Regions from separate parts of the Homo sapiens genome. Here all the other regions are linked to region 3. A link is a contact called in ENCODE Hi-C or POLR2A ChIA-PET data. All regions are on one chromosome and are shown on one strand. The core of a region is the stretch at or near the end of the contact, and the rest is flanking DNA. Distances in the headings are between cores, read along the strand shown. Region 1 overlaps ADCY2 (adenylate cyclase 2). Region 2 holds the start of IRX2-DT (IRX2 divergent transcript). Region 3 holds the start of ICE1 (interactor of little elongation complex ELL subunit 1).

The links. Hi-C counts contacts between places; a loop is a spot of excess contacts on that map. ChIA-PET counts read pairs that join two places held with the same protein, here RNA polymerase II (POLR2A). Pooled maps may share reads with other maps.
Region 1: a loop to region 3 is called in a pooled map, with 4 times the contacts of the local background. The contact joins the enhancer-like site here to the promoter of ICE1 in region 3. A Hi-C loop is called at or near these places in 2 of 50 pooled maps.
Region 2: a loop to region 3 is called in a map of chondrocyte, with 4 times the contacts of the local background. The contact joins the promoter of IRX2-DT here to the promoter of ICE1 in region 3. A Hi-C loop is called at or near these places in 1 of 168 maps with a recorded cell type or tissue (chondrocyte). POLR2A ChIA-PET finds 5 or more read pairs at or near these places in 1 of 52 experiments (AG04449).

Annotation. Positions count from the first base shown.
Region 1 is chr5:7,793,041-7,795,855 of GRCh38, reverse strand. All of the region lies in intron 20 of ADCY2 (adenylate cyclase 2), which reads right to left. Among named protein-coding and RNA genes, the nearest start is that of CFAP90, 57 kb to the left of the region's middle. RefSeq lists enhancers at 1,068-1,167, 1,418-1,577. Within about 2 kb of position 1,376, at least 2 of the 41 ENCODE cell types and tissues checked have a DNase peak (open chromatin) inside an H3K27ac peak, as active enhancers do.
Region 2 is chr5:2,750,085-2,753,176 of GRCh38, reverse strand. It overlaps IRX2-DT (IRX2 divergent transcript), which reads right to left and starts at 1,284. Exons shown (of 4, transcript NR_122126.2): 1 at 713-1,284; 2 at 423-497. It overlaps IRX2 (iroquois homeobox 2), which reads left to right and starts at 1,500. Exons shown (of 4, transcript NM_033267.5): 1 at 1,500-2,012. The coding sequence starts at 1,764. RefSeq lists an enhancer at 461-1,385.
Region 3 is chr5:5,421,427-5,424,219 of GRCh38, reverse strand. It overlaps ICE1 (interactor of little elongation complex ELL subunit 1), which reads right to left and starts at 1,543. Exons shown (of 19, transcript NM_015325.3): 1 at 1,221-1,543. The coding sequence starts at 1,304. It overlaps LOC101929200 (a long non-coding RNA gene), which reads left to right and starts at 2,091. Exons shown (of 6, transcript XR_001742583.3): 1 at 2,091-2,793. RefSeq lists silencers at 1,111-1,250, 1,311-1,640 and enhancers at 1,671-1,920, 1,786-2,296, 2,297-2,793.

The sequences.
Region 1 (2,815 bases), core at 127-2,626, 2.4 Mb before region 3:
ATGCTATTGAATACTTAAAACATACAGTATAGTGTAAACAATCTTCACATGTGCTGGGAAAGCAAAAATTTGTGACTCGCTTGATAGTGATATTCACTTTATTGCAGAGGTCTGGAACCAAACCGGCAATATTGGTAAAGTATAGCTATACTTGCTTTTGCCAAAGTCTTGTTTTCCTGTATTATTTCCAGAAGACTCACAGAGCAGTATCACCAAGAGTTTAGTGGAAATGGATTAGTGTGGTGGATGCCGGGGCAACCCACACAAAGGGGCTGAGGGCCTGCTCCCATCCACCCCATGCCCCAGAAGCCTCCCCCGGGGCCTCTGCATTCAGAGGCACTGAGCACTCAGCACCAGGGCTTGGCCCACCCTGCTGAGAGGGGGCTGGGAAGGCAGGCACTGCCCACAGTGCTTTTTATCCAATGCCAGGAACAGGAGCGAAGTGATTACATTGGGTTTTGTTTTCCACTTTATTCAGGCTCTAAAAATGTTGGGCAGGAGCCCTTTCTGAAAGCTTTTGATCAATTCCCAGGGGCAGTGATTCTCAAGTTTTGCATGAATCTGGGATATTTGCTTAAAAGATAGCTAACAGTATTTACTACATGCCATGCACAGTTCTAAGAGCTTCATCTAAATTATTGCTTCAAAAATTGGTAATGGTCTCTGAGAGGACTCTGAGGCCCCATAGCCAAGAGGTGCCAGGGCTGGGACAGATGCTTTGCTCTCAGTCACCTCTCAGGGCCCAGGAGGTCAAGGAAGGCTTGTGTGGGGACCAGTAATAGCTTGTTTAGCAGGTGCTTCACTTTCAGAAGCACTGCTCTTGTCTGCAGGGACTTCTTTGGTCCCAGCATCAGCCACACTCTGCCATGCAGTTTCAGTAAGGGGTAGGGCTTCTGCTTGGGGAAACCTTAGGGAGGAAAAGAGCTCAGGCAGGATGTCAGTATTTGGTCCTGACACTGTAGAGGGGACAGAAACCTTGATGATAGCTACACTCTTAAACAGCATGGGCACCGTTATCATTCAGCTGTGCAAGGCCACACAATATTAGCCCCACCTGGCCTGGGATTGCAAGGTTAATATTACATCATTAGGTCAAGGAAATAGATTCTTCTGTCCAGTGAGGAGGCTACTTTAGGGCAGCAGGGTCCGATGGCCACAGGAGACATTCCACAGAAGGGAGGGGCACGACTTTGCTATGCTTTATGCACGCAGGTGGCTCTTCTTATAACACCCTCATTATGTGTTTTCAGAAACAAACAAAACTCTCCCTTTCTGAGACTCACTGTGGGAACTCTGAGAACTTTTGGCAGGGGGTTGGTGCCTCTCTTTCTTGCTCAGGCCCTTTGTGTGGGCTCTGTTTTGCATGCAGTGCTGTTCCCATGGGGACTGAAGCCTCCAGAATCTCCCCACACTCACTGTTCCCGCAACTGGCTAGCAAACCTCCCCTGGGGGAGTACAGGGTCCTTGAGGAGACGGCATAGGTCTGCTCTGATTGTGGTGGGGATTGGGGGCTCCTTTTAATAGTTTAGTCCCCAAGTCTTACAATGGCTGCTAGAGTAGCCATCACCCCCATTGCTCACCCTATTAGACAGAAATTGGTAGTAACATTTGAAATGTTACAGCCAAGGGAAGATCTGCATTGTGTGATTAAGTACAGAGAACCCTGCAGCCCGCCAGCTGAGCAGAATGACACGATCATTTCATTTCCCAGCATCACAGTGGGAATGATGATGCTCTGATTTAAGGTTCAGTGTCCACTCTTCTCCCTTCCAGAGAACATGTCAGGTCAGCAGCGAGACTGCAAGCCTACCAGGCAGGAATCACTGGCCTTGAGCGTCATCCAAACACCCTTGGCATGCCTGTTATGGAACGTGGAGCCATCCATGCTGGTCCAAGTCTGAAGAGCTCTGAAACCAAGCTCTTTCATTCTCCTATAGGGCTGTAGGCTGCCCCCAGTCAGGTGTAGATTTGAGGACCCCGTGTTTCCCGAATGAAGGAAGGAACCATCTTCAGGTGTTGCAACTGGAAGCTTGGTGAACAGGCACTGATCATCTGCAGGGGGATTTATATCAATGCTTAAAGACAGGTCCCTATGTACACACAGGGCTACAGTGGCTGTGATGACACCCCCAAGGGGTTCACCTTCTTTATTTGACAAATACAGAAACAAAGCCCAGAGCTGGCTTCATCTAAATGTTCCCATTCCTGCTTTGCTCCTGGAAAGTTTCCGAGCTGCCCTTGCAGTGAGGCAGTGCCAAAACCAGGGCTCACCCCAGGTCCCGAGTCCCCACTCCGGGCTCCTGTTAGGCCATGCTGCCTGCCCCACTACTCGGCTTTACACCATGGAGCTCGCAGGGTGGTGAATGCTACAGGAGACACTGTGTGTCTTTTTTGTTGTTGTTGTTGAGATGGTGTCTCGTACTGTTGCCCATGCTGGAGTGCAAAGGCACGATCTCGGCTCGCTGCAATTTCTGCCTCCTGGGTTGGTGCGATTCTCCTGCCTCAGTCTCCTTACTAGCTGGGATTACAGGCACATACCACCATGCCCGGCTAACTTGTTTTTGTATTTTTAGTAGATACAGGGTTTCACTATGTTGGCCAGACTGGTCTTGAACTCCTGACCTCATGATCCGCTTGCCTTGGCCTCCCAAAGTGCTGAGATTACAGGCCTGAGCCACCGCACCCAGCTGACACTGTGTGTCTTTAACCCAACAGCAGCACTCCTTAGGAAACTTGGAGGAAAATGTCACGTCACCCTCAGGAGCACCAGAGGGTTGTGCAGTGGCATGAAGGTCCCTGGTACACAGCAGGGCCA
Region 2 (3,092 bases), core at 35-2,534, 2.7 Mb after region 3:
CGCAACATGCCCTGCGTCCTGAGATCACTAAGGCTGCTCCGCAGGCTGCAGGGCCAGCAGGGGTGCAGGAGTCGGCTGCAGGCCTGAGCTGAGGCCCGCCCCAGGCCACTGCGCTCTCTCTTCTCCACCGCACCCACCCGAGACGGCTTCCGAGGATAGAGGCACCTGCTGGGTGGGTGCTCCCAATAGGCCAGCACAGACCTGACACTCTTCCATCCCCCTGAGCGCCCCCCATAGGTGACCCTTCGGAGTGGGCAGCCAGACGCCCTCTTCGGCCATCCCCGAGTGGAAAAGGGTTGGAGAAGCGTGATGGGGAGAGGGTTCTAGGAAGCTGGGGTCCTAGGAACCCTCGCCAACCGCCTCGCTTCTGAGCCCCGCAAGGCAACCGCCCCCCTACTCCAGCCGCGCGTCACCTGAGCTACCTGTAATGCCCACTGCACCGGCGGCGCCAACCTGAGCTCCTGCCCGTTCTCGACGTGACTGGGAGGCTTCAGGTCCTGCCAGAGGCGGTTTGTCAGGTAACAATCATCCCCCCAGTGTTTTGACAACACAAATCTGAAAGAGGAGTCAACTTAGAAAAACAAAATAAAATAAAACTCTTTAGGGGACGGCGTCTTCTTAGCTGAAGCCCTGGCGTCATTCCCAACAGTGGAAAGTCGTAACGTTCAGGGCCCCGGGGGTTGCGCTGCGGATTTGGGGGCAGAAAGCTCACCTCAGGGCCCTCCTGGCAATTCGCAACCAAGGCGCCCCGGATCCAGGTCCATGCTGGGCGGAGTGGACCGCGAGGGGTAGGCGACCAGACGCGAGGCCACGCGGGGAGCCTCGGGCCAGGAGGCAGAGCAGGTCCGGGACCGTGGAAGTGAGAGCCGCGCGCACTGCCCGGAGGAAGACCCGAGCCGCGGGCGCCACCATCCTGACCTCCCCACTTCCCTGCGACTTCCGGATTGGACACAGGGGCCGGGCCTCCTCGGGGTGCACAGCGGGGCAGGCTGTGAGTCCCCTAATTGGACCCGGCCTGGCCTGACCGCGGGCGGCCTCTGCCTAGTCCGTGAGGGTGGAGAAGGGGGTGGGGGCGGGGTAGTGGCTGGAAGGGGCGGGGGCCGGGCAGGGGCGAAGACGGTGGCCGGGGACGGTGGGAGCCGGCCGGAGCCGGGCAGGGGACGTGGCTCCGAGTGGATGGGAGTGGGAGGGGTGCGCGCCGGGGCACGCAGCGCGGCCGGGCTGGGCTGCAGGTCCGCGAGCCGCGGGCTGGGGCCGGAGCTGCTAGAGAGGCGGCTGCGCCACAAAAGCCTGCCGGTCCCTCCCGCCGCCCGCCTCCGTCGCCTCCGCCCTCCCCCGCCTCCCTCCCGTCTCTCTGCCCCTCCCCCGGCCGCGGCCCGGAGGCTGCAGCGGGCGGAGCAGGGGAGGGGCGGGCCCCCGAATATGCAGATGAGCGCGTGATGGACAGCTGCGCGTTCCAATGTCCCTCGGAAACTCGAGCGCTCCTTCCTCAACTCCTCACTCCCGACTCCAGACTCCCCCAAACCCCGACCGCCGGCCTGGCGCGCGGCTGCGCCCACCGGCTCCGCGCTGCTGCCGCCGCCACCGCCACCCCGCCGCCGCCCCGGCCCGCGGGCCGCCCAGGCTAGTACCCGGGCCGGCCTGCCTCCGCCGGCCGTCCGGGTGCCCGCCGCCGCGCCGCGCCCCGGCCGGGCGTGGATGGAGGGCGCCGCGCGCCCTGCCCGCTGCTCGGCGTGACGCGGGCCCCGCGCCCCGCGCCCACCATGTCCTACCCGCAGGGCTACCTGTACCAGGCGCCCGGCTCGCTGGCGCTCTACTCGTGCCCGGCCTACGGCGCGTCGGCTTTGGCGGCTCCGCGCAGCGAGGAGCTGGCGCGCTCGGCGTCGGGCTCGGCGTTCAGCCCCTACCCGGGCTCGGCGGCCTTCACGGCGCAGGCGGCCACCGGCTTCGGGAGCCCGCTGCAGTACTCGGCCGACGCCGCCGCCGCCGCCGCCGGCTTCCCGTCCTACATGGTAACCGGGCGCGGGCGGGACGCGGGACTCCTGGGCGCCGGGACCCAGACGGGGCTCAGGCGGAGCGGGGCTCGGGTTCGGCGGGCGGGGGCCGCCGGGAATGTGGCGCGGCTGGCGACTCAGGAGTCGCCGGCTCGGTTGGCCGCCCCGCAGGCTGAGCCGGGCCCCGGGTGGGGAGGGCAGCGCGGCAGGCGGGGACGTCCCTGAGCCCGGCCGGGACCCGCGCGCCCCCCGCGCGTCCCCTCGGCTCGCCGGCTGATTTTCTCTGAGAGCCTGGGAAGTGCGTCTCCGCCGGGGCCGGGGTCTGGCGCCGTTTGTCCCTGGTTTCCGCACCGCAGCCTGGGGAGGCGTTCGGAGCGGGCTGTGTGCTCGCCTGCATTGGCGTGGGGCGCGAGGGTCCGCGTCACTGCGGCCTCTGAGCCGACGGCCGGGCGGTTCGCATTCACTCGCGGGGCTCAGGGCGGTGGGGGTCACCGAGTTAGGCCCAGGAGCCGAGCATTCAGCTGCGGCTCCGGAGTCCGGCCCGAGGCGCCCAGGTTTCGGCCTTACTCTGTCCAGCGGACCATGCTTTCAAATATCGTGCTTGCGGGCGCGTGACCCGCTAAGGGCCGCCTGAGTCCTCCGTGGCCCGAGCGCAGCTCCTGCTCCGGCGACCTGGGGGCGGCTCGCGAGTCTCGAGGTTACTGAGCTGGGCCAGGCCCGGGCCGCGGCGAAGCACGTTACGGGCGATTGAGGCCATTACGGGGTTGTCGCGACTGCCGGCCCTCGGCGGAATTTCTGGGCAGCGACCGAGTCGCTGGGGCCTTGGCGAAGGCTGCAAATGCCTCGAATTTAAACGTTAAAGGATGAATTAAAATGCTAATTACGGCGTATTTGAAGAATTCGAAACGGTGACTGGCTTCTGAGTTGCAAATTGGATTTGCCCAGCTTTAGAGCAGTGAATAGTGAATTGGGGGCTCTGGGGTGTTTTTTTAACCATATAAGGGAGGGGAAGAGGGAGTAGGGGGAGGCAGCCGCACTCCAAGCATCTGCAGAAATTTAGATATCAAAGAGCTACCTGTGGGCCTGTGTGCGCGCACG
Region 3 (2,793 bases), core at 294-2,793:
CAAGTTTCTCGGCATGGCCTACCTAGCCTGCACTCCCGTCTGGTCTCATCAACCATCTTCCGTGTGCACTATGCTCATGCCAACCATACCATGTTCTGCTCATCAAAGACACCCTGCTCCTTCTCACCAAAGGAACCTTTCCACCTGTTAATCCCTCTATCCAGGAAGCTCTTCCCACATCTCTTCTGACAGCCCGATCCTTCCCATTATTCAAATATCTGAAAGTTACTGACTCAAAAATTCCCTACCTGACTACTCTAGCTAAGAGACAAGACCAATATTCCAACATCCTCCTTTATTTTCTAACACCTAAAATCTTCTGAGGCCTTATTCACACATATGCATCTTACTTATGAGAGATCCTATTTTGTTCACCACAATGTCTGTAGTTCCTAGAACACTAGGCAGAGTAGGTAATGAGGTGCTGGTGAGTTCCGTTTTATCACTGAAACCGCGATAGTAGGAAGTTAAAAGAGACCCCCGACATCAGGCAGCTAGGAGAGTCGTGGGAAATGAGGGGCACTATTGCCCAAGTACCACCCCATAAGATCTGGAGCCATACTCTAGCAATTCTCCCTTATGTCACTCTAAAGAAGAGCCCACGCCGCTGTTAGAAACCTCCAGTCTCTGCATGCCTTTCATAAACTACTTTTATCAAACAACTGACAAGCTACTTGACCAATTACTTGGCTTGCTTTTTAAAAAATTAGCCTCGGGATGGCACATCTGCTATAAGCTGAAACGCCTCCCTAGACTCTTCGAGTCTAAGACTCAGACAACCCACATGTCACGTAAGATTCTGCCTCCAAACAACAAATACTCAGGATGGGCCAGAAGACCAAAGCGTTATCCTCAGGGAGATAACTGCCCTCGGCGTTTCACCTGTCCCTCACTGACCTACGGAGTCTGCCCTAGGGAGCTCCGAGGCCGGGTAGGGAAGGTGGGGGGCCCTCCAAACCTCGCTTACTCCACCCCCACCGTTACACCAGCGCATTCCAGTCAATGAACTCTGGGTTTCAAGCTTAAATAAAGCAAAGAAAGCCGTCCCCAAAACTCATGTAGGAAAAAGAGAGCAGAGAGACGAGCGAGCAAGAGCTACGGTTGGGAAGGGAGAGCAGCGCACTGAGGCACAGCCCGCGCGGCCGGACCCCACATCCCTGCGCTCCCGGCCGGCCGAGCCGAGTCCCCCCCCGCGCCCGGGGCCCCGGGAGGTGCTGCACCTGCTGCAGAGAGGCGCAGCCCTGACATCGCGACAGGTCCGCCGCCGTCCCGGGCGCCGCCGAATGGGTCTCGCCCGGCATCATGGTGCCGCCGCCGGGCCCGGTGGGCACGCACGCCTCAGGGGCCCGCGGCGTCGGCCCCGTCCTGTCTCTGCTGATGCCGCCGGGGCCGCCGCCTGCCAGGCCGCTTCCCGCCAGGTCCGGGCGGGTCCATCCGTGCACAGAGGTCCCCGTGGGGCTAGCAAAAGGCTCTCCGAGCCAGAGCTGCCTCAGGCACTAAAAAGAAACGCTACCCGGCGCGGCCCCCGAGCGCGACGCAGTCCAGTCAGGGCCCCGCCCCGCCCTGGCTCGCCCCGCCCCGCCCTGGCTCGCCCCGCCCCTCCCCTGGGCGCGGGGCTGCCTAAGGCGCTGCCTGAGCAACACCGGGAGAGGAGCTGTGCTATGCGGCGGGGGAGACGCCCACAGAGGAGCAGCCAATAGGAGTAGAAGGATCGAAGGTGCATTCCTACCACTGTTAAGGGTCGATCCTTTATTGCCACCTTGCTGTACGACAGGCTTTCCATAGACACCTAAAGGCCTCCGCTATGTGGGCGGTGACCCGCCCGTGACGTAAGCTCCAGACGCCTGAGAAGTGGAAGGACCCGGCGTCCAGGACAGGAAAGTGCGTGATTTACAGCTAGAGGGATAGGCGCTGTCCCGGAGCCCGTCCTGGGCCAGGGAGCAGGAGAGGGAGGGACTACAGTTCCCGACGCGCTGCGGGGCGGGCGGAGATCGTGCGCTTCGGCGCCAGTTGCACGGCCTTAGCAGCCAGTGGCGGCTCCCCTGCTCCTGTAACAGTCCCCTTGTCTTCTGACCTTTCGCTCCTCGGTCATGTGTCCTCGCCGGTCGCCGCGGCAGCCAGTGATGCCCGAGCGGCGGGTTCCCAGGCCCAGGTGTGGGCGCCACCGCCCACCATGCGCCAAGCCCAGAGCCTGGTTGAATCGTTCGCCACCTTGTCTACCCATTTTGGCCATTATCCTGCCACCTCCAAATCCTGTTTTTGACACTTCTCGGGAGAGAGAGAAAACGGAAAGATAAAGGAATAAACTCCTCGTGGTCGTAGTTAGTGGGTAAATTCAGATCTCGTTTGAACCGAGGTTTTTCTTATCTCCAGCCACCGTATCCACCACCACCAGAATCGTCTTTTTAGTCATCACAGCTGGTCGCCGTCAGTACCTTGTTCAGAAGCCTCTCGCAGCTTCCATCGTGTGGTTATACAATCCAAATTCCTTATAAAGTCCAAATTCAAGAGGAGGAATGCACGTTTAGTTAAGTTAATGTCTAGACCTTACCAGCCAATTTCTAGCTCCTCAGTATGGAAATTGCAACTGAAAACACCCCTTCCAAAAAAAGCAGTCTGCATTTTTCTCTGAGTTTTCTTCTCCAAATTTCGCACCCCTGACCTTGCTTACACACTCTGGATACCACCTGCTGTGGAGTGGCGGAAGCAGACATCCAGCGATAGCTAAGTTTCCTGTCGTTGACACCCAAGCAAGACAGGCGTGTACCTAACTGAGGACCTGCCGGTGATAGA